Linked DNA regions of Homo sapiens: region 1 is linked to region 2. Evidence: read pairs that join two places in POLR2A ChIA-PET (ENCODE). Cell type or tissue: HepG2. All regions are shown on one strand.

The links. ChIA-PET counts read pairs that join two places held together with the same protein. Peaks named below come from ENCODE experiments on the same cell type or tissue, not always from the same donor. Only the 100,000 strongest peaks of a DNase experiment are listed, where the experiment ranks them.
Region 1: POLR2A ChIA-PET joins it to region 2 with 18 read pairs; 1 of 35 experiments calls an interaction of 5 or more read pairs at or near these places.

Annotation. Positions count from the first base shown.
Region 1 is chr14:54,137,310-54,139,809 of GRCh38, forward strand. The region is part of intron 4 of LOC105370507 (a long non-coding RNA gene); the gene reads right to left. Among named protein-coding and RNA genes, the nearest start is that of BMP4, 180 kb to the left of the region's middle. RefSeq lists an enhancer at 1,442-1,586 and a cis regulatory region at 1,507-1,520. In HepG2, no CTCF peak of the experiment used is centred here; DNase peaks (open chromatin) are centred at 1,042 and 1,492; H3K4me3 peaks cover 1,003 bases.
Region 2 is chr14:53,979,234-53,981,733 of GRCh38, forward strand. No RefSeq gene overlaps it. Among named protein-coding and RNA genes, the nearest start is that of BMP4, 24 kb to the left of the region's middle. In HepG2, no CTCF peak of the experiment used is centred here; DNase peaks (open chromatin) are centred at 8, 348 and 1,088; H3K4me3 peaks cover 605 bases.

The DNA of each region.
Region 1 (2,500 bases), 160 kb after region 2:
CTTATACATTTTTGAAGAGGGAGTTCTGTGTTTTGAAGTAGTGACTGTGCAGGCCCTGCACGCTTGATGGCACCCACAGATGCCTGCCCTGTACCCTCCATGGTAAACAGTTCTTGATCCTTCTCCAGCATCCAGCAGTCACCCTGAAACTGGCTGGGGTCATGGATGCTCAACCTCATCCTCAAAGGCCTAGAACAGAGCAGCTCAATTGCCACTTATTTATTCTGATGAAGTCAGTCAGTCAAAACGCGAGGATTTTTGGTCTCAGCTCCTCCACTGGCTTGTTGCTTTGTGCCTGGAGAGTTCAACAACTGTTAAATCTTTCAGCTTTCACTCAAGTAAAAAAAAAAAAAAGAAAGTCCAAGATTCTTCAAAAAGACATTCTACTGAAATGAAAAACATTTCAAATATACTGTCATCACTCTTACAAGTCTTCTCACCTGAGCCAAGTAACAATGTGTGCCAGATGAATAAAAAGAAGAATGCCAACTTTATAGATTTTACCACCTCATACTTTTTCAGGTCTGTGAAAAATGTTTAACGGGTGAGTAATTTTTTTATAATTCTCTACAAATCTGCTCCACATCAAAGATTGTTTTGGGGAGGGTGTTTCCAAGAGACAGAGCAGAATACTTAAGCTAGGATAGTTTGATATTCACCATTCCTGGTATATTAAAGTATTTGGTGATGTAAGGAATAAAAGTCTCCAGATCCCCAGCTTGGTGGTCAGCATATTTTATAATCAAGCCAGAATCTTGTTAGTTTCTCATAGTATCTTAACATATGTAGTTGAAGGAGTAAAAAGCTATCTCTTCTTCATTCTTCTTTTTCTATTCTTAGCCTCCATCTTGGCCCAACTCCATCCCCAATTTGAACCTAACCAAGTAAATATTACGTGGTGTTATCATTTGTGAGCCTTGCCTCAAATGCATAAGCATAAAAGAATGTGTGATTGGGGCACAATAAAAAGAAGGCACCATGAGAAACATACATCCTGTCTACCTTATTGACAATCCTCTGGCCTCCACACTGAATGGCACTAATAACACGGACAAGCACACAGAGAAAAAAGAGTGAAGAAAGACTCCCCCTTTCACTTTCACTCTCAGAAAGGCTTAGCAGGGTATCCTCTTTGGTACAAAGAGAAGGAATAACCTCATTCCAATTTTTGGTATTGGTGAGACAACCTAAAATCCCCTGGTATAGCAGTTTTTAGATTGTGTTTCATGGATCCCCAAGATCCCACATGAAGAAGAAATTATTTGAATGTCTGTATGTTAAATTTGTGCCTGCCCTATCATTTCGTGCCTCCCCTTTCCTCTCTCTCCAGCCAACACTCCACCAGCTAGGACTGAGATCCAAGCCACAGAAGACAATGCAAAAACTTTCTATAGTCCTGGAAAGTCTGATGAACTGTGAGCTAGACCACAGAAAGTCATGGCCACATGAATCTAGTTTTTGTACCCTCACTTTGATCCTCCTTGCCAGTCTGGCTCTTTGTTTAGGTGACCCTTGGCCTCTGGAGTCAATGTTTGTCTTCTAAATGCTATTTCAACACTAACATCTGGTGATGTCCCCCAGCCTGACATTTGTGAAGCAGATGCTTCCAGTGGCCTGGAGTGTGCCTTCTGGGTCAATGTTTTCAATAATGCCCTCTGGCATTGATCTCTGTGGTACCTCTCCCTAGGTAAGAAAAAAATGCCACTAGGAAATGGCTGAGAAAGAACACTTCAGACCATCTGGAGGTAATCTTGGAATATAAAAACCCAGAAGTTCTTGTATAAAGAAATACCTAGAGGAAGGCAGTAGGGAAAAAAAAATCAAGTCTGTGGTATTTTTTTAAGTTGTACTTTAAATAGTCCAGCAGTTCAAACCTGACAAATCTATGCTTCATTTTAAGGAATGTCTTTCTGTTCAGGGTCATCTCTGCTGAAATGTTGAAGTAACAAAGAATAGAATCTCTTGCTGAGAAAAGCAAGCCCTCTCTCCCTACTCAGTCCCACTCTCCCTCCATGCACACACATGGGCCCACACTTTACAGTACTTTGTAAGAGGCTCCTCTCATTGTGGGCCTAGATAAAACTTCAAGGAACTAGAGCATAAATTCCACTAGCCTACATTTGGACAATGATGTCTTTTCAAATTATGGACTTTTCCTATGTGTCCTGTTAAGCTTTCAAAAGTAGGAAGCTGGTCAATGAGAATTTCTTGCTTCGATTAGATGAAGACTTCTCATCTCCACCACTGTGTCTCGAGATCTGCTCTTACTTATCACCAGAACCACCTACAGAGAAGGTCGGAATCTCCTCAATCTACTCAGGAGTTCAGTATAGGCAATGTACTCATGAGGCTACTTTGTAATATTCACCATACTGCTGTATGGTTTTTCTTTCTAAAAAGCTTAGAATCCATCATTCTCTCATTCCAACAGCCTTTCATGTTCATAAAAATCCTGTTATCCAAATGGTAACAAGGGCAGGGCAGGGTAGGGGGGTGAGCA
Region 2 (2,500 bases):
ACTCTGAATTGTCTCCCACCTTGTTTGTGGCCTCTGACTTATCCCTCTGGCCAAGTGCCCCATGCCTTACCAACCTCTCCCACTGCAGAGAGGGCAAGCAGGGCAGAGGCTAAGCTGGCATCCTCTTCAGGGTTCGATCAGTGTTCAGTAACAGCTATCAGAAGGCTGCTTATCAATGACTTCCAAAGAGGTCACTTGTGGAGTCAGTGGAGATTTTGAAATGTGTTGGTGTATAACCAGCTTCTCTGAGTTTGTAAACAACTGTAATTAATCAAATCCCAGCCACAGTGCTTTGGAAGCATTCCTTTCGTGAGGGAACAGCACTAAAGATGTTGTTGTGGCTTCTGTGGTGCGGTAGCTATGGAAGCATCAGGGTGTGGTGAGAGATTAGGCTGCTGCAAGGCCATTGTATGTTGCCAGATAGAATTATCCTTTGATGTACACTGGGGTCTAAATTGTTTTCTTTCCTTTGATACATTTAAAATTAAGATTCCGTGTTAATCCCTAATTAATTCCAAGATCAAGCTTCTATTTTCGCTATTTGAATGAGTGATGTTGGAATGTTTTTAGGGAAGTGAAGCCATAATAAAATATTTTCCAATTACATTAAATACCTTTTGGGCATGGTTATTAGACATTGCTGTATTCAGTGTGGCTTTTACATCAGAAGGGCATGATTTGAAATCAGAAATCAAAAAATTTTAAGTCAGAAATGGAGCACTTATGACAATAGTGCTTTACATTCAAATGGTTTATACAAAAAAAAAAAAAAAAAGGAAAAGAGGGAGGCTAGAAACTGCTATGATAAGATGAAAGTTCACCTTAATAAGAAAATACAGAATCAGGAATTGTGAAATTTAAAAGGATTAAATATTAAGTATGAAAATTCAGTAGAGAACAGGTAAGATATAACCACCAGCTGAAAAAGGTGAAGATAGGAAGATAAAAGGAGGAAGCCTGGAGTTGAGCAGAGCTTTTTCTAAACTGCAATCTTCAAAGAAAATCGACCTGCACTCCACATGGGGCTTCTTCCAGGCCCTGACAGAAGGTCAAGGACAGCTGACCTGGGCTGGAGCCAGGCAAAACTGTGAGGTTAGCTGGGATTTCATGAGTCACCCTTTTAGACCTCCCAGCAATCTCATGCCATGAATTTGCATCTGAGCCCCAGAAGGAAGGAAAATTCCTTCTAGTTAGGAAATTAAAAAGCACAGTAGTGACCACCAAATGATGCCTGAGATTTCGCAAGCATTTGTCACAGATTTGTAGAATAGTCATGATTTAAAATATTCAGGCCGGGCACAGTGGCTCACATGTGTGATCCCAGCACTTTGGGAGGCCAAGGTGGATCACTTGAGGCCAGGAGTTCGAGGCTGCAGTGAGCCATGGTCGTGCCGCTGCACCTCAGTTTAAGTGACAGAGCAAGACTCTGTTTCAAAAATAAAATAAAATTCTCAGACCATTTATCTTCATAAATACAGGAACACTTGCTAGTTCATGAAGTTTGCAGGGGGAGGGGATCAGGCTGAGGAGTTGTCACCATTCCTATGGGAACTAATCTTCTAATTCAGCCCCTTACCTTGTCTCAAGAAAAGAATGAACTTGCATGTTTTGGTCATTATTTTCTGATTACTATCATTTGTCCTGGAAGTTGGGTGGAAGCAGGTGATGTCCTGCTTCTCTCTCCCACCCCTAATTAGGGGCCTGAGTCCCATGTGATAACATCTTGAAGGGTGCTTTGCCATTATCAGTGGGTGGGTCACTGGAGTGGGGCAGGGGCACCTTCTTCTACACTCAGCCAACAACCCCCGGGCTCATACGTCTGCATCAGTTCTGACTGGGCTTGTACCTGCTCTACTGGTTGCTAAATATTTTTAATATCACCTGGTACAAAGACTTCATTTTATGAAACTCCTGGTCACCTGCTGAAGACAGCTGTGGTTCAGGGAAACACATGCTGGGTTTGGCATTATCAAGACATTTGGGTTTGAGTGTCTGCTCTGCCAAGATCAAATGCAATACTATGTGTGAACACCTAGAACAAGGGAGTCAGCTGTTTGCTCATTTCAGGTACAATTATGCGGCTGACCCACCCTTAAATACAGCCCTTCTTAGGATGTAGACATGGGAAGCATGCTGGAGCCTCCCAGGGGAGGATGAACAGGCTGCAGCTAGACTTTTTTCTCTCTCTTTCTCTCTTTTTTTTTTATTTGAGATAAGGTCTCACTCTGTTGCCCAGGCTGCAGTGAAGTGGTGCCATCTTAGCTCACTGCAGCTTCGCACCCCTGAACTCAAGCAATCATTCCACGTCAGCCTCCTGAGTAGCTGGGACTACAGGCACATGCCACCATGCCCAGATAATTTTTTAAATTTTTTAGTAGAGATGAGGTCTCACCATGTTACCCAGACTGGTCTCGAACTCCTGGGCTCAAGCAGTCCTCCCATCTCAGCCTCCCAAAATGCTGGCATGAGCCACCATGCCTGGCCTTTCAGCTAGACTTTT